2 separate regions of the Mus musculus genome follow, and region 1 is linked to region 2. The links are chromatin loops, found by intact Hi-C in ENCODE. Cell type or tissue: left cerebral cortex. All regions are shown on one strand. Links, peaks and the distances in the headings refer to the core of each region. The heading gives the core; the rest is flanking DNA. Region 1 has its middle 1.0 Mb from the start of D3Ertd751e. Region 2 has its middle 1.2 Mb from the start of D3Ertd751e.

The links. A loop is a pair of places that touch in the nucleus more often than their neighbours do. Peaks named below come from ENCODE experiments on the same cell type or tissue, not always from the same donor. Only the 100,000 strongest peaks of a DNase experiment are listed, where the experiment ranks them.
Region 1: a loop joins it to region 2, with 7 times the contacts of the local background. A loop is called at or near these places in 2 of 42 quality-filtered maps.

What each region holds. Positions count from the first base shown.
Region 1 is chr3:42,778,735-42,788,756 of GRCm38, forward strand. No RefSeq gene overlaps it. Among named protein-coding and RNA genes, the nearest start is that of D3Ertd751e, 1.0 Mb to the left of the region's middle. In left cerebral cortex, for the core only: no CTCF peak of the experiment used is centred there; DNase peaks (open chromatin) are centred at 5,043 and 5,691.
Region 2 is chr3:42,900,751-42,910,772 of GRCm38, forward strand. No RefSeq gene overlaps it. Among named protein-coding and RNA genes, the nearest start is that of D3Ertd751e, 1.2 Mb to the left of the region's middle. In left cerebral cortex, for the core only: no CTCF peak of the experiment used is centred there; DNase peaks (open chromatin) are centred at 3,161, 4,638, 4,966, 5,760 and 5 more places; H3K27ac peaks cover 2,940 bases.

The DNA.
Region 1 (10,022 bases), core at 1,173-9,172, 120 kb before region 2:
TCGTAATAAGCTTTTCCTGGCTTTGAAGAATAATAATGTGTCTGCAGTTACATCATGTAACCCCTATATAAGCTGCACAGGCTCGTGGGAAGCGAAGCAGCTGGTGCTTCTCCCATTTCACAGATTGCAAGAGGAAGCCTTGTCCCCAAGGTCATGCATCAGGTAAATAACATAAGGGAGAGCAGCCGCTGTGTTCTGAGTTCGACATTTTGAACTTTTCAAAGTGTGGTGCTCATCTTGGAAGAAGAGGAGGAGGAGGACAAGGAGGACAAGGAGGAGGAGGAGGAGGAGGAGGAGGAGGAGGAGGAGGAGGAGGAGGAGGAGGAGGAGCTCTGCTGTGAGAATGAGAGCACTCTAAGAAGGGATCCAAAAGTGTTCCCTTGCCCACCTACTCGAAGCATCTTAGCAAACCAACATGCTGCAGAAAGCTCTGGCTACCACAAAGGGGCAGGGGTAACACTGGATACTTGTTTGTTTTTACATTACCAGACACACAGGTTCAACCAAGTGTTCCAAATAGAGACATTAACAAAACAATCATTGTCTCAGAATTTGTAAAGATGATTTTCTACCAGAAGATAGGCTTTGAATCAAATAACAGAAGTTGCTTTGATTATAGTCTCAGACACAAAGTCATGGGGTAAGGTGGTTTGAGGAACTATAAATGAATTTCACTGAACCTTTTAGATCAGGCAAAGATGGGAAAGAAATCAAATATCTTTAGTAGCTAGGTCATATGTGTTTTCATTTTTGATTTTTGGAGAAATCTCCAAACTGATTACTACAATGGCCATATAAGTTTGTGTTCCACCAACAGTTTATAAATGTTCTTTTTCTTTCTCCACATTCTTTCCAAAATTTGATGCCAGATTTGTTGACTGGGCTGAGGTGATATCTCCACGAAGTTCTAATTTGCATTTCTCTGATGGATAGGGATACTGAACACTTTTTAAAAATAGTTACTGGGCACTTGTGGTCCTAGGACAATGGAAGCTCTTGGGTGGTTCAGGGACTCCAGCAACAATAAAATAACAGTGGACCACTAAGATTCTAAGAACTAAACAACAGATTCTAACAAGAGTTAAGTTGGGATACATTGCCTTAATCCTTTTTCTATTTAAAGACATAACAACAATGAGACATTCACATTCAAGTAGTAACCAAGAATCTCTATTTAACGATATTTCAATTAATATAAAAGTGGGCCAACAAAGGATACCGTCAATAAGACAAAAATGCCACCAACAGACTGGGAAAGGATCTTTACCTATCCTAAATCAGATAGGGGAATAATATCTAATATATATAAAGAAATGAAGAAGGTGGACTCCACAAAATCAGATAACTGCATTAAAAATGGGGCTCAGAGCTAAACAAAGAATTATTAACCGAGGAAAACCAAATGGCTGAGAAGCATCTGAAAATTTAGCATCCTTAATCATCAGAAAAATGAAAATCAAAACAGCCTTGAGATACCATCTCACACAAGTCAGAATGGCTAAGATAAAAAATTCAGGTGATAGCAGATGCTGGCGAGGATGTGGAGAAAGAGGAACACTCTTCCATTGCTTGAAGGATTGTAAGCTTGTACAACCACTCGGGAAATCAGTCTGGTGGTTCCTCAGAAAATTGGACATAGTACTAACGGAGGATCCTGCAATACCTCTCCTGGGCATATATCCAGAAGATGTTCCAACTGATAAGAAAGACACATGCCCCACTATGTTCATAGCAGCCTTATTTATAATAGCCAGGAGCTGGAAAGAACCCAGATGCCCCTCAACAGAGGAATAGATACAGAATATGTGGTACATTTACACAATGGAGTACTACTCAGCTATTAAAAAGAATGAATTTGTGAAATTCCTAGGCAAATGGATTGACCTGGAAGGCATCATCCTGAGTGAGGTAACCCAATCACAAAAGAACTCACATGTTATGTACTCACTGATAAGTGGATATTAGCCCAGAAACTTAGAATACCCAAGATACAAGATACAAAGCACATAAAACTCAAGAAGAAAGAAGACCAATGTGTGGACACTTTGCCCTTTCTTAGAATTGGGAACAAAACACCCATAGAAAGAGTTACAGAGACAAAGTTTGGAGCTGAGACAAAAGGATGGACCATCTAGAGACTACCATATCCAGGGATGCATTCCATAATTTGCTGCCAAATGCAGACACCATTGCATACACTAGCAAGATTTTGCTGAAAGGACCCTGATATAGCTGTCTCTTGTGAGACTATGCCGGGGCCTAGCAAACACAGAAGTAGATGTTCACAGTCAGCTATTGGATGGATCACAGGGCCAAGAAGTGGGAATGAGTGGGTATGGGAGTGGGGGGGGGTATATGGTACATTTACACAATGGAGTACTATTCAGCTATTAAAAAGAATGAATTTATGAAATTCCTAGGCAAGTGGATGGACCTGGAGGGTATCATCCTGAGTAAGGTAATCCAATCACAAAGGAACTCACACAATATGTACTCACTGATAAGTGGATATTAGCCCAGAAACTTAGAATACTCAAGATATCAGATACAATATGCTAAACGCATGAAACTCAAGAAGAACAAAGAACAAATTGTGGACACTTTGCCCCTTCTTAGAATTGGGAACAAAACACCCATGGAAGGAGTTACAGAGACAAAGTTTGGAGCTGAGATGAAAGGATGGACCATCTAGAAACTGCCATACCCGGGGATCCATCCCATAAACAGCTTCCAAACGCTGATACCATTGCATACACTAGCAAGATTTTGCTGAAAGGACCCAGATGTGGCTGTCTCTTGTGAAACTATGCTGGGGCCTGGCAAACACAGAAGTGGATGCTCACAGTCAGCTATTGGATGGATCACAGGGCCCCCAATGGAGGAGCTAGAGAAAGTACCCAAGGAGCTGAAGGGATCTGCAATCCGATAGGTAGAACAACAATATGAACTAACCAATACCCCCCAGAGCTCGTGTCTCTAGCTGCATTTGAATCAGAAGATGGCCTAGTTGGCCATCAGTGGAAAGAGACGCCCATTGGTCCTGCAAACTTTATATGCCTCAGTACAGGGGAATGCCAGGGACAAGAAGTGGGAGTGGGTGGGTGGGGGAATGGGTGGGGGAGTGTGTGGGGGACTTTTGGGATAGCATTGGAAATGTAAATGAAATAAATACTCAATAAAAAAATTAATGGAAAATGTAAACTTGGTTCACACACCCACACCCATATATATAAATATATACATACACACACATATATATGCATATGTGTGTATATATATGTGTGTATATATATATATATATATATATTCACATACATAATGAAATACTACTCAGTTCTAAACAAAAATTAATTTATAACTTAATAAATTTGTAAAAAGAAAAAGGATGGATTTAAATATAGAAAACTAAGACACACTACCTCAGAAAGAAACCACGTATTCTTTCTCAAATAAGAAATCTAGCCAACTATATATAAGTATAAGTGAACAAATGTACATGTAGATATAATAATTAATAAAAGAGGAGAATACATTTAAATATAAAGAGAGGGCAAACGTCGGGCATGGTGGCAAATGTCTTTGATCCCAGAACTTGGGAGGCAGAGGCACGTGAATTTCTGAGTTCGAGGCCAGCCTGATCTACAGAGTGAGTTCCAGGACAGCCAGGACTATACAGAGATACCCTGTTGAGAAAGAGAGCGAGAGAGAGAGAGAGAGAGAGAGAGAGTGAGAGAGAGAGAGAGCGAGAGAGAGAGAGCACAAATACAGGTAATGGATATGAGTTTATAAAAACAGATATAAAGTGAATGGATTTTAAAGTTCTAATTCTGTTGTTGGATTTTGCTTTAGGTTGTGGTTAAGTATATAATATTCCATACTGCAAGTGTAAAATTTAATGTGAAGCTTCACAGCTTCTGTTTTAAATGTCAATTCTAACTTTATAAAGTTCATTAAGTTTCATAGCCTTTTTAAATATGAAAGTTTATAATTTTTAAAAAAGAAAGCAATGAAGCACTTGGGACTCAGTAAGCCAGCGGCCCTCCAGATAGATTCATACATGGGAAAAAGTGAAAGAATTTCATATGACCAGAAAGTTTAGTTTCCATTTTAACTGGCATAGAATTTTCTGTTGATGATGTTTGTGGTAAGGGTGAGACATTTCATTTTAATTCAATATTTTTCCCAAATGATAGTAATTGAAAGATAAATTACAATAATTTGCTAAGTTTTGATTCTACAGAGAGTTGATTTTTGTCAAGTGGGAACAAGCATTAAGATTACAGATAATAGGAGATTGGTTAATATAAATTATATCAGGTCATTTTCCTTGTAAGCATTAAAACAAAAGGAACTTCATTATTCTGCCACATCAGAGTGATAGGACCTTCCTCAAGAAGTTCTGTAAGTCTCTTGTTTTCAAGGGGGAAATCTCTATTGGGGGAGATTCTTGGTTCCTTAAAAATGTTAGATTGATTGCATGGTACTCAGCACAAAGCATTCTGTTAGGATTTGGATTGTTTAAATCTTGTCTGAAACAATGATTTCCTACACATGAGGGAATAAATATATTAGCTGCTATAAAGTCTCTGTGTGTGTGTGTGCATGTGTGTGTGTGTGTGTGTGTGTGTGTGTGTGTGTGGGTGTGTGTGTGAGAGAGAGAGAGAGAGAGACAGAGAGAGACAGAGAGAGACAGAGAGAGACAGAGAGAGACAGAGAGAGACAGAAAGACAGAGACAGACAGAGACAGACAGAGAAAGAGACAGAGACAGAGACAGAGAGACAAAAAGAGAACAAGAGGGATGCCTAAACCCATGTGTGTTTGTGTATGGGATAGTTGTCTGCTATGCTTTAAAACTCTGGCCTCATGCAAAACACCCCACCATCCCAGAAGCAGTGCTGTGATGAACTGCTATCTCTCTGGGTTTTCCAATGTGGCAGCCATAAGCTGCATGTGATCATGGAGTACTGAGAATTTTAAAACTTTCTTTCATTTAAATTCAAAAAGCTACAGATGGCTAGTACCAACTGTACAATTGACACGAAAGGGGAATTCGGGAAAAGACTCTTCAGTTCCCACGACAATATGTTTGATACATTTGACATAAAATTTAAATTTCTGTGTTTTGTGACCTGAATGTAATTGGGAAAAAAAGTGTTTTCCCCATGTAAGGGAGAACTTACCTGGAACAAAAATGAAGGTATGACAAAAAGCTCACTTCCCAAACTCACTAGGGGAATTAAAAATTATACGTGTTCATATAAAAACATTCCACCCAAACATGTAAATAGAAATTCACAGAATGTAATTCTTTCAGAACCCCCAAAAGTTAAAAATAAACATCCTCCTTTATATTTCCACTTGAGGAAAGCTATTTCGGAAAAAAAAACCACAGAAGAAACATAAAATTAAATTAATAAAAATAGTTATGCAATAAACCATCAGGAAAGTCTAAAAATTGTTTCATAAGATAAAATGGGAAAATAATCTGTGGTCAGCCAAGTCATTTCTTTTCACAAAACACCCTTTCTCTCTAAAAATCTATTTGGATCTGAAGACATACTTTTGAATATGAAAAAAATATAACAGTACACATAACAAGAAGTACCTTTTGGATAAGGAGATGACTCAGTGTGTAAAAGCACTTGCTTCCAAGAATAAAGAACAGGCTTAAATCCCTGGGACTTAGATGGTAGGAGAGAAACACCTCCTACAAAGCAAGTACAAGTCTAGTGGAGTCAGCTCCGAATGGACACTGTGTCACACACTCAACCACATTCACACACACAGACAAACACACACACTAGATACACTAATAAATATATAAATTCGAGAAAAAGTTTTGCATCTTATATCATAGCCATGTATTAGCATTCCTCAAGGATAATTATAATCATCGTAATAATAAAAAATATTAAAAAAGAAAGAAAGAAAGAAAGAAAGAAAGAAAGAAAGAAGGGAGGGAGGGAGGGAGGGAGGGAGGGAGGGAGGGAGGGAGGGAGGAAGGAAGGAAAGAAAGAAAGAAAGAAAGAAAGAAAGAAAGAAAGAAAGAAAGAAAGAAAGAAAGAAAGAAAGGGACCATATACAATTAATTCATTGAGAGAGCTATCAGGGACCACCAGATGAGACTCCTATCCCAGATCTCCTCTGCAGGCCCCTCCAGGCAAACCCAGCAGCAAGTTCTTCCCAGTCTCCTCTGAACTCTATTCCCAAGGCCATAGCTCTGCTGCATCCTTGAAGGCCTGCTGCCACTCACTACAACCAGGGGAGACCCCCAACCCTAATTTCCCTGCCTGCTGAGTCCCCTGGAAAGCACAGAAGCAATTAGGTTTGCCCCATCCCATCTGCATTCAGTCTTCTATCTATCAAGAATTACACCTGACTTCTCAATAGAGACTTTCAAAGTCAGAAGGGCATAGGCAAATATATTGCAGACTGGAAGAAGCCACAAATGTCAGCCTAGACTACTGTACCCAGCAGCCACATCTGTACCTGCAATCTTGAGGCCTTGAGCTATCAAGGAACACCAGTTCTGCCTTCATTCCTGGAGGTTGCCCTCTACTCAGAACATCCAGAGACCTGAAGGCATCAGGGATAAACAGCTTTGCCTTCATCCCTGAAGCCAGCTGCCACCATGGCCAACCCCCTGATCTGCAAGCCAATAGGCCTGCTGCCATCAGAAACTGCCAGTTCTTCCTGCATTCCTAGAGGCCTGTTGCAACCTGGTATAATTACCTCTAACTGCAACCCCAGAAGGCTGCTGGCATCAAGGAACACCAGATCTATCAGCAGTCCCAGAGACCTGCTGCTATCAGGGACCATCAGTAAGCCCTGCCAACACCAAAGAGAACCAGATTGCTAAAGGCCAGTGTAAGAACAATCAGCCAAAATCAGGGCAAAATGGTACCACCAGTACCCATCTATCTTACTACAGCAATCCACAAATGGCCTATTATACCTGAATTGCAGGAAAATGGCCTCAACCCTAAACTTTTGAAGATGATAGAGGCCCTTAGAGAGGAACCACATAAATCCTTTAAAGGAAAACAGAAAAATGCAATTGAACAGGTGAAGGAAATGGATAAAAATTCCCAACACCTGATAATGGAAATAGAAGCAATAAAGAAAATACAAACTGAGGCAATCATGGAGATAGATAGCCTAAGAAGGAGAATAGGGGCTACAAGCACAAGTGTCACCAACAAAATACAAAACATGGAAGAGAGGATCTCAGGAGTAAAAGATACAGTGAAGGCGTTGATACACTGGTCCAAGGAAATGCTAAGTCTTAAAAGTTTATAACACAAAACATACAGGAATTTTGGGACACTATAAAAAGACCAAACCTAAGAATAATAGGAATATAAGGAGAAGATTCCTAACTCAAAAGCCCAGAAAGTATCTTCAACAAAATCACAGAAGAAAATTTCTCTAAAGAAAGAGATTCCTATAAATCTACCAGATTTACAGAACACCAAATAGATTTGACCAGAAAAGAAAATTCTGCGACATAATAATCAAAATACTAAATATATAGGACAAAGAAAGAATATTCAAAGCTGCAAAGAAAAAAAGGCCAATTAACTATCAAGAATTACACCTGACTTCTCAAGAGAGACTTTCAAAGTCAGAAGGGCCTTGGCAAATATATTGCAGACTGGAAGAAGCCAAAAATATCAGCCTAGACTACTGTACCCAGCAAAATATTCAATTACCATAGATGGAGAAACCAAGATATTCCATGAATAAACCAAATTTAAACAATACCTTTCCACTAATCCAGTCCTACATATGATACCAGAAGTAAAACTGCAACACAAGGAGGGTAACTACACCCATCAAAACACAAGAAATAAATAATTTCACATCAACAAAACCAAACCAAAGGACAAGAAACACACACACACACACACACACACACACACACACACACACACACACAGACAGATGGAGAGATATTTTTACTACTAATATCAAAATAGCAGGAATTACCAATCATTTCTCATTAATATCTCTCACATCATTGGACTCAATTTCCCAATAAAAAGATACAGACTAAGAAAGTAGATACATAAACAGGATTCATCATTCGGCAGCATACAAGAAACATACCTCAGTAACAAACAGATAACACCTCAGAGTAAAGGGATGGAAAAAGGTCTTCCAAGAAAACATACCCAAGAAGCAAGTTGGCATATCAATTTTAATATCCAATAAAATCAACTTTTAACCAAAATTAATCCAAAGAGATGTTGAAGGAAACTTCACACCCATCAAAGGAAAAATCTTTCAAGTTGATGTCTCAATTCTGACCATCTATGCTTCAAATGTAAAGGGCACACACATTCATTTAAAAAAAATACTAAAGCTTGAATCACACATTGTACTCCACTCATTAATAGTGGGAGATGTCAACATTCAACTCTCATCAATGATCAGGTCATCAAGTCAGAAACTAAACAGAGGTAACAAAACTAACCGAGGTTATTAATCCAAAGTACCTAACAGATATCTACAGAACATTTCACCCAAACATAAAAGATTATACATTCTTCTTAGCACCTCATGTAACCTTCTTCAAAACTGACCATATTGATAGTGACAAAGCAGCTCAGCAGACACAAGAAGATTGAAATAAGTCCCTTCTTAGAAAACCATGAGTTTAAGCTGGACTTCAACAGCAACAGAAACACCTGAAAGCCTACAAGCTCATGGATACTGAACACTCATGGAAAATGACACTGGATCAAAGAAAAAATAAAGGAAGAAATTAAATACTTTCTAGAATTCAGAGAAAATGAAAGCACAATATTCTCTTGCTTGTGGAAGGTAATGAAAGCAGTGCTAAGAGGAAAATTCATAGAACTAAGTCCCTTAATAAAGAGATTGGACAGACCCCATACTAGCAACTTAATAGCACAAATGAAAGCTCTAGAACCAAAAGAAGCAAACATGTCACACCAAAGGTGCATAGAAAGTAGGAAATAATCAAACTCAGGGCAAAAATCAATCAATTAGACACAAAGAGCACAATACAAAGATTCAACAAGATAGACAAATGGTTACCTAAACTAACTAAAAGGCAGAAAGAGAATACCCAAATTAATAAAAGCAGAAATAAAAAAGGAGACATAACAACAAACAGTGAAGAAATCCAAAGAATCTTGCAGTCTGCACAAGATCAACAGAGACAACTCTTGGGGGCTCCCAGAGACTTTACCACAAAAGAGCACACATGGGCTGGATCTAGCTCTCTGACATCCACAGATATGTAGCAGATATGCGGCTTTTTCTTCATGCAGGTCTTCCAATAATCAGAATAGGCAGGTGCAGTCGCTAACTCTGTTGCCTGTCTGGGGCTACTGTTACCCTAACTGGGCTGCCTAGTCTGGCCTCAGTGGGGGGGGGGGGGGTGTGCTTGGGTCTGCAGTGACTTATTGCCAGGGTGGGTTGGTACCCATCAGAGGGCTCCCACTTCCCAGAGAAAAAGGGAAATGGGAGGAGTTTTGTGAGTGAGTACTGAGAGGGGGAGCTGTGAGTTGGATGTAAAGTGAATAAATATGTAAATTAATGGAAAATATAAACAATTCACTGAAAAAAATACATGCTGGATGAATGAAAAGTATCTGAAACACATTGAGCAAGTATGGCTGTTAAACTATGGCAATTGAAGATATTTAAAAATTTTGGCTGATTTTATGTGCAGATAGGTCCTTGATCCACTTAGACTTGAGCTTTGTACAAGGAGATAAGAATGTGAGGAAGAGCCTCGAACATATGAGCACAAGGGGAAAATTCCTGAAAAGAACACCAATGGCTTGAACTATAAGATCAAGAATTAACAAATGGAACCTCATAAAATTGCAAAGCTTCTATAAGTCAAAGGACATCGTCAATAAGACAAAAAGGCAACCAACAAATTGGAAAAAGATCTTTACCAATTGTAAATCTGATAGAGGGTTAATATCCAATATATACAAAGAACTCAAAAAGTTAGACTCCAGAAAACCAAATAACCCTATTG
Region 2 (10,022 bases), core at 1,160-9,159:
ATAAATGTCAGTAGTCCAGTGGTAGTGAAAGGTACATAGGGTGCCCTTAGAGGACTCATAGAGGACAAAGTGATAGAATGAACAACACGAAGTAAAGTTTCCTATATTGTAGGAATGCTGGAGAAGGAATAGCCTCTAAAGTGTACATGTATGTTTATATGTATATACATATGCATATGTATAATATCCATATATGTATATGCACACACACATATACATATATTCCTGCAGGACAAGAAATTTGATTGTCATCACCCTCAGTGTAATATTGGGGTCTTTATACTAGAGGCGAAAATCAAAACTAACAATTGGCCAGTGTAATGCTGATGTGAAGAAATCTTGGCATCTCTGTTGAGGAATAGAGAGAATGCATCAGAATGGTCTTAAGAGTCAGCACCTGCCCTGCAGTCTTTTGTTCCCTGAAAGACTAAAAACTGAACAGTTATCAACTTTCGAAACTAAAAGTTATGTTGAGAAAAGTAATAATGTTTCTATGGTTTTATGCATGGATAAGTTTTGAATAATAAGGCCTAACAATAATTGTGACTAACTCCTTTGATTTTTATGTAGGTATTATAGATGTGTATCTCATTAATTAAAGTTTTATAATTTCTCCCCATGATGACAGATTGAAAAATAACATTTAAAACACATTTGAAAGTTATTACAAAAATAACTTTCCATTTAGTAATAATGGGTAAGAAGTTTTAATATTTTTAGGAAATCCTTAATGCTTTCAGCTTTTTTGCTCTCTATAATCAGAATAGAAAGTTTTAGTAAGAAATGATTATCTAAGTTATCACAATTTTACTGTCCTGAACAATGACATACTTCTGAGATATTGGTGGCACTTCATTAGTATATGATGAAATGAAAATAATTAAATGAGATGGGATTAAATGTTGGAACAAAAGTTCAGTTAAACAATATTTTCCAATAAGTTTATACTTTGTATATTAGATTTGGTATATATATGAAAGATTATCGATCCATAATAAAGCTAAATCTAACCATAACAGCAATGAGAGATATGACAAAGATATATTTTTCCAGACACAATGAAAAAACTAAATGTAATAGAGACTGTGTCTAGAAAGTCAGTTTTAGGGAAGGACGAATTTGGGGAAACCTTCACGGAGTAATCAGTCTGCAGGAAGACAGAATAGAATGTGTGCCAAAACTAGAGTGAGGGCATTTAGAATATAAGAAAGATTTTATGAAGAACTAAATGATCAAAGTGTTTTTGGAAGTGCCAACAAAATAGTGTTGGTTTAATTACAGAGTATCTAAATATGTTCTTAAAGAAAGATAAAGACAGATATGGAAGGGACTTCTATGCTAGAGGAAGGGGATCTACCTTGACCCACTCACAGTAGAAAACAAGACAGCGTGTAGACACACTAAGGACAGGGAATGTCTATTCATTTGCTCATATTCCCAAATCTCAGAATAGTGTGGGCAACACAGGTGAGCTATCAGGCTTTGTTTATTTATTTTGTGAGACATTCTGTGTACCCAAGCATGGTCTTGAATTTCAAATTCTCCTGCCTTTACCTCCAAAATGCTGAGATCACATGCCAGGGCCATCCAGGTGTTTGTTTTTAGCACTTCGATAATAAACTAACAGCTGCAAGTGTTTACTGGGGTGATTAATACTACAAGTGTATCTTAAATAGATTATTTGGCAGTAAGTTGGTAATGAGGATCAGATTGGAAGTTAATAAATATCCCTTGTACAATGTGACAAGATTGACGTAGCATTATTGCTGTAAGTGTGTTTGGGACATGTTAAAGGGATACAGAAGTGGTATTGGGTAGCATCTTAGGAAAGGAGGCTAAATAGAAATGTACGGTGGTAGAAATTTATTACCTAAGTAAATAAATTATGCCTGGTATCAGCAACTAAGTATTGCAAGGAAACCTGCAAAGAGTGAGTATTCTTTAGATATGTATTGAATAGTGTTATTTATCTTAACCCAAGATTTTTTGTTTACCCTGACTGGTGATGAGAAACTCATATTTATTCTGTCAATTTCTAAAAATTTTCTATTTTTACTCAAATCTATCCATAAGTAATGGGTCATATGTTTATGTAAGCCCAATTATAATTTACAACTTAGTAGTTCCATGCATTTCTGATATTTCTATATTTTAAAAAGGCAGCTATGTTTTCGCAAAGTTTGTAGATATTTCAAGAGGTGTAGAAATGTGGATTCTAAAATTTTGTAAAATTAAAATTGGGCAATTTTTCTCAAAGATACTTAAAAATAATTCAATAGTAAGTGATTGTTTGCACTGATTTTTGATATGGACAGTTGGTTTACATTCAAGGAAGTATTTCTAGAAGTGCCTTCATCAGACACCCTCTGTTATAAATTCTGCTGTGAACAATGTTGTGTGTTTAGTAAAGATACAGACCTATAAACAACTTTAGACATTTCCTGTCAAGAGTTTGAAAGCCTTATAAAAACTCGAGGAGAGAGAGAAGAAAGGGACAAACATTTTAATGAAAGGATCAGAACACTGAGTCTGGTTCAACAAAAATAGATGTTAAGTACTTTGAACAGAGCAGAGTAACTTCAGACAATGTGGGGATGCATTGCAGGATTCTCAGAGATGCTCTGAAGAGAATGTGGAAAGAGAAGCCACCTGCATTGGACTGGAAACCATTCTCTTCATTTCATAAGGACTTGCTCAGTTGTTTTTCATTTTCGGTTTTTGGATGGATCAGCATAATATCACATTAAAATCATTAGTCACATTTTATAGAAGCAGTTGTGGATAAAACATTGAGAAATTATTCTAATTCATGTAGACATTTATAGCTAAAAACCAAAAAAAGTGCTCAGTTACTAAAGAACCACAGTTTAGAGCCACAGAGCTTACATTTGCATTATAATTTTCAATAAGCGTGGAGTTTTGCATAGGAATAGACTTTCAATCAGTAGCCTTTTTATTTTATTTTCACATATTTGCTTGAGAAATAGCATAATAAACTAGGACCTTAAAATTCCTATGAATAACAAACCCAAGTTTGCATGCTGTAGGATCTTAATGATCACATCCATGGTAACAAAGCAGAGCATTCTAGATGCAGTAATAAACTTACCACAGTAAACGTAAGCTCGCTGCACTTCAAAAAAGCACCACCAAGAGGGAAGATGCCCATTGTTTCCAAAGCACCAAACTCTGGAAAAACAGACACATGAGATGCATTTCTAACTTATACATCTGCAGGCTTATGTTTTTTTATTTTCATTTTTTAAAAGAATGTGTCAGGTTGCTGGCTAGAAGTTGAAAGAACTCTAATCTTAAATTTATCTCCCTACAGGTTTTTTCTATTTTCTTTTTCTATGTCAGCAGGGCTTTCATTGATGTTTCAAGCCCTATTTAAATATCTGATGGACATTAAGAATAATCTCTTTTAGAACAGTGCTCTGGGTTCAATGTATTACTAGTTTTAGTATTTCAGAAAGCACACAAACTTCTCAAGACCCACCTATCTACTCATCTGAAGGCTCAATTTCTCTTTGTAAATTAAAACTCTCCTCATTAGCATCTTCCTTTAATTGCCATCTGCTTCTGACACCTCATCTAGCAGAGCCTTAGACCACAGTTATATTTAGGTATATTCATTGAAGAGGAATGAGGATGTTGTGTGTCTACTAATAATGTTTTCAGGAGTCTGTGTATAGACTTGTCTTGGTTGCTATTTATATAGTAAGAGACAAGAACTTTTTATTCTTCTCAGGAGCCTTCTCCCTCAATAAATAAAATATAAGCTAAGCCAAGATATTAAATGAATATTTTGCATAAATTAAGTATTTGTGTGACCCTATCTTCAAATATCTTTTCATGCACTTCAACTTCTAAATAGATCATTAGGTTCCAAATTGTATCTTAATGGAGGGTGGGGTAGGAATAAAATAAAGGCCTCAAGACACAGGTGAACTGCTATGCTTAAAACATGATATCAAAACCTCAGAATCAGGGTCAGTTTGTTCTACACAGGGAAATATCATAGTAGACAGTAGGGTCCTCTCCAGCTTGTGTATCCCCTTGTGACAGGTATTGGTGAGTGGTAGCAGCAGGCAGGCAGAAGCAGGGGCAGGTGATGCCTATGAGTGTCACAGCTCCCATGCAAACCTGGAGTACTGGGGCCTATGATCTATAAGTGTTATAGATCTCCTGTAGGTCAAAGAAGTCAGAATTTCTCACTGTTTCTAGCAGCTGGCTTTGACGAGTCAGGGTAGGTTTAGGTACTGTGATTCCTCAGCCCATGACAGTATCCAATATACACTCCTGAATCTGGGTTACCTGAGACACTCGGCCTAAAAGCTTGGCAGCTCTCTGGAAGCCTTCCAATAACCAGGGCAGGGCAACTTCTCTTCTATGACTCTTATAACCATGTCGCCTTTTTATTCTCAGCTCGCTATCCTCTTCCTTCTGTCTCCTTGCTCCTGTCTTGACTGCTATCTTAAAGTTCAGTTGCTCATCTTCATCTGTCAATCATCCAGCCCCCTTGCCACTCTGGCAGCAGAGCTTACTGACTGCTGAGTTGTCACTGCCATCCTCACTATCACTCTGCTGTCTGAGGATTCAGAGTTAGCAGCTCATCTCACACTGCTAAAAGCAGGCAAGAAAAGACTGCCCCACAGAAGCTGCCTTTCTCCCTCATAGTGAAAAAACCAGGAAAGGCAGCACTTTTAGGTGCCTCATTACTGATTCACCATGTTGGCTGAACAGCTTGCTTACCTAGTCAGTGAAGGATGTTTGGACCAATCACAACAAACATGCTATGCAAATAAAAGTATGAGTTTGGGCCAATCACAGCACTGTCTTTTTAACATCCCTCTGGGCAGTTCTTCTGTGATGATGACGTCACAAGTGCCTAGACCCCATTGGGACATTGGTAAAGGTGGTTTTAGGGTTCTGTAGAATATAGTGAAGCCTGTGATATCAAAAATGTCTTAAACTGTTTTAAACAGCCCTGTGTGAAGTTGAGTCTTCCGCAGTTGGAGTTGTCATCACTTGGGTAGGTTTCCCAAGGTGTTAGTGAAATGTTCAAAATGGCCAGTGCTTATGTAGGAGCAGTTCTAATGTTTGACATGGTTGATAGAAACAGCGAAATAAGAAACTGTTGACAGCTGCCAAGTAGCAAGTCAAATAGGCCCATCCTTAACATATTTTCTCATTTACAGGAAGTGAACACCAGAAAGAATGCTTAAAAATAGCTAAAGGAACTTTTGATTAACACTTAGAGTGATGTGAAACAAAATTTAGCAATGTTTATCACTCACAGTGTCCTAGGGAGAGATGAGTATCTGTCACCTGTCTCAATGTTAATGTCTCACAGACTCTCAGCAGCAAAATGAAGGATTATGATGGACTCTGTTTATTCTTTCATCAATATTTCAGAACAAACCATGATAACATCTTAGCATGAGCATCTTCCATAACTGTATAAAGAACATTTAGTACAACTATTGTTTGTTTATGAATGATATCCATATACTATTCCGGATAGATTTAATAGAGCCCACTGACTGTCTTTTTATGTTAGGTTAAAATGTGTCTTAAAGTTTAAATGCTTAAAGACCAAACGCTTAAATGTAAAAGAGTTACTTTTGTTATATTTTCTGCTTGGCTATTTATAATGTTGCGAAAAGCTCTTCCTTTCCAGTTTCATGTCTAGTTTGACTCATTTCAGACAGATGAGGTGTTCAACCACCTACTGGTTTCATTCTCCCTCTACCCACCCCTCTTCATTTCTCTGCATTGTTTGTGAGCTTTCCTTTAAAATATTGTGAGCAAATAGATTAATACCAAAGTAGAATACCTGAAAGATATGTGGGGATCATTTGTGGAAAAATACTCTTGTTACAAACAAAAATTTTAGTCTTTTGTGCTCTGCTGGTAAAGTATTTGTTGCCCAGGCATGAGGAATTCAGTTAAATCCACAGAATCCATATAAATATTCTGGATGTGTGGGTATGTGGTTTTAATCTCAGCAGTGGGAGGCAGAAGGGGCTCTCTGAGGCTCACTCCCGAACCAATCTCACAGTATTGCCAAGCTCCCACTAGCAAAGGGTCCTTCCTTCAAAAGCAAAGTAGACTGTTCTGTAGGGTTACACCTGGAGTTATCTTCTGACCTTTACTAACATGAACACACATATGTTTTGTAGTATTTTGAATGAGAATGGTCCTCATTGGCTCAAATGTTCGAATACTTGGTTCCTAGTTGATTGAACAGTTTGGGAAAGATTAGGAGGCATGACCTTGTTGTGAACGTATGTCCCTGGGTTGCGTGGTCAGTAGGGGAATGCTGCAGAAGGTCCAGTGACTAGAGCAGGTTCTGAACTTCTGGATCTTCCAGGGTTGCTTCTAAGCTTCTAGATTCACACAGTATTCCATCTCTTTCCTTCCAATGATCGATCGTGGCCATGCTGATTCCAAGAGTCCCCTAACATTTTTTTTGGTCTCGATTCAAAGAAGAATTCATCGAGGTTGACTGAATTTTAACTTCTTTATGAGTTCAAACCCTTTCATTAGTCTCCAATTATATGTTGTCACTAAGTTATTATAAATCGTTATTATAGGGTATGAAAAATGGTCTGCTTCTTTTACCTATCCCTAGATGATGTATACATGCATGTCCATTCTACCTCAACCCTAGTGCTATTTTGAGGCATTTCTGTATAGGACTGCAGGTATTATCCTGTTGCTGTTTTTCCTGAGTGGCCATTTTGTAAGAGTTCATTTTGTATGAGTTCATGGACACACAGACACACACTGGCACACACACACACATATACGCACTTACAGACACACAGACACATACACAGATAGAGAGGAAGAGAGAGAGAGACAGAGAGACAGAGAGAGACAGAGAGAGATCCTATACACACAGTAAGCATGAAGGACAAGACATAAATGGATGGCTGAGATGATATTAATTAGACATGGGGCAAACAACAGCCCTAAGGACTCTAACTGTTTTTACTTAGGGAAGTGAACTGTTTGGACTAATTGCTGCTCAGCTTCTGTAGGAAAGCCCCACTTGAGTAGAATCTCATCAACTGCAGAGGAGCTAGACTGGTATTGTAGAAAAACTAGTCTTAATATAAATATTTTATTTTTAATAAATATACCTTTATTGCTTAGGTTTCAAAATTTCCTTAACACATGCATGTTGTTCAACTCTATTTGATGTAATATATAAAGGAGCCACCTGTTTCTAGGGAAAAAAGAAGTGAGCTTAAGTTTGGACTGTGGCCAAATTTCATGAGTGACAAATTTGTGAGCAGCAAATTTAGCTACAAAAAGCACAACCTAGAGGAGACATAACTGCTACATCTATCTTTGGTTTGAATGCTCAGGAGCTATATTGGCTACAGATATGGAAAAGGGAAAAATAAGGAGTGATCTCAAAATAAAAAGCAGGATAGTGTAGAAACCAAGGAGTTATGGCAGACGAATACTTGGTAACAGAATGTTTATGAGTGAAGTCTTATTTAAGCTATCTAAATTATTACTGATCACGGCTAAAGCTTTAGTAGTCACAAAGTGTGCTTGTTTAAGGTGAGAAAGCCATGTGTAATTGAGAACTCTTGCTTGTAAGGCAACAAGAGTAAGATGAGACATTAAAGCAAGTCCACAAAGCATGAGACAAAATATCCTTAAGATTAAATAGACTTGAAACACTAGAATGCACCAAGTGATTGAGATAATTAAAGTGGAGCAATTGAGATGTAAAGACAAAGGTGAAAGCTCTTTCTGAGGGCAGTGTAGCAAGCATTCACTCTCATAGTCAAAGATGCATGGCAGTCTCAGTCCTGAGAGAGGAGCTGGATGCCAAACCTTCACCCTGGGCTGCCTAGCAACCATTCTTCTGGGCAGGGCAGTGCACAAGCTAATCTCCTTGGTAAGCATTTGTAGCTATTAATTTAATTAGCAGAGGCAGTGTAGCATGATTCATTCCCAGGCAATAGCAAAATATTAATGAGGATTTTGAAATTCTAATCTTGAATACACATGTGGTGAGCTATTCCCTAGTTATATAGTAAGCTTGGGAAATGTGTATATATATAATTTATAATATATACATATATTGTATTGTATATACTATATATAGTGTGTGTTTGTGTGTGTGAATGTGTGTGTGTGTAAAATTTTAAGTAATTTTTAAGTAATTTTTAAGTAATACAGAAAACACCCTTTGTAATCAGGTTCGAAGTAATTTCTTGAAGACACTATAACTATGAATTTTCTCTCCAACCCCACTGCATAAGAATGCATTGCCTAAATTTGCTATTGGAGATGGCATGGGGGTTTATGACTCCAAAACTCTATAAATCCCAATACTCTCTCAATATCCCCAATTTAATTGTGCTCTTCCTAAGAAGGTCTGTGGACTTGCCAAAGTAACTGTCTTCAAGGCAAATTGTGTCAGATACCTTTCAAGGGCTATTAATGCTCTTCTTGTTAGATGGTGTGAGGCTGAGCGTTCAGCGATAACGAAAAATGTATGGCTTTGGCTCTGAGGCTGTGTTTTATCCCCACAGGGTTGCTACTCAGACCTCTTCACTTCAATTTAATAAAAGACAGTTGTATTTCAGATGTTTGAGAGAGTCATGTTCCACCAAAGGCGGATCACCCAGCATTCCCTGTACTTCTAACAGTTTCCTCTGGCCAAATGCTTTAATGTGGTACTGCCTCTTGATTTTGAAAATAACTTTGGAAAATGAACTTTCCATGCTGTCTTGAGCCTTAGTAAAGATACACTGGAAAATTAAAATCTCTTATATGCTTTTGTTGTTCCTTTTATTCTTTTTGGTAGAATGCAATTAGAAATGTTCTAGTTCCTGAAGGCTGCAAGAATATGTCACCTCTTTCTACCTCTGGCGACTGCTGTGCCAGTGATCCCTTTCTGTTTTATAATAGTATCTCAAGCTAGAAATTACTTCTGGGGGACACTTGTGAACTGATTATGAATGAGGTCAAGGATGTTAAGTGACTGGAGGGAAAAATGTGAGTCAAAAGTAAACGAAAATAACAATAACAGCATCAGAGAGGTTTGTTTAGGCTTCTTCTGGAGGATGTCACTTTTAGAGACAGCTCCTTCTCTCTCTTTCTGTCTCTGTTTCTGTCTGTCTCTATCTCTATTTCTCTACATCCCTATCTATATCTCTCGGTCTCTGTCTGTCTCTATCTCTATTGTTTCATCAAGAAAAGTTTGGGAACCCTGAAAGACCAGTCCAGTCTGGAGCCAATCTGACTTGTACACAAGGCTTATGCACAAGGGCTTTGATTCACCAGCCTTGAGCTTGGACTCAGCTCACCACTGACACTCAGGACCATTTTGATGGAGAAGAGTCCCGAACTCTCAAGATTTTATAGAAAGCAGCAAGGACGGGGTGTTTCCAGCCTGGCAAGCAACTAATTGGCGTGCTACTCTGATCTTTTAGAATAATTGGCTCTTGCTGGGAGCCAAACCATAAACTTAACTTCTGATTTCCTCTGCATTGGTGGTTGTTAGGCAGGGGTGGGCTTGTAACCTGGGGGAGCAGTTTTTTTGGGGGGGAGCCTGGAGATACAGGTCTTGTTGGGATTAACATAGCTACTAGAGCTAGCCTCAGATTTTGTTGGGGGATAACTTGGAAACTAATGCTAGGTACTGGTTTGAAATCACTGGTTGTCCATTCCTACAAGTTCTGTGCCAACATAAATCCAGCACATCTTGCAGAAAAGGCAGATTGTAGGTGAAGAGTTTTGTGTTTGGGTTGGTGACCAAGTTTTTCTTTTAGTAGCCTGCCTAGTACCTTTCTGTGCAGAGACTAGAACATAGTGGTGAAGTCCCCAAGCCCAGGCCAGCTGGACTCTCTACCTTCAATGAGCTGAATGGAAATTATCCATGGCAATTGGGCTCCTTTGCCAGTTTTCCAAGGGCAAGATTTTGTCCTAGAATTAGCCTGACTTGTTTAGAGATCTCCTTTACTTTGCATATTCTTTCAATAAGCTTA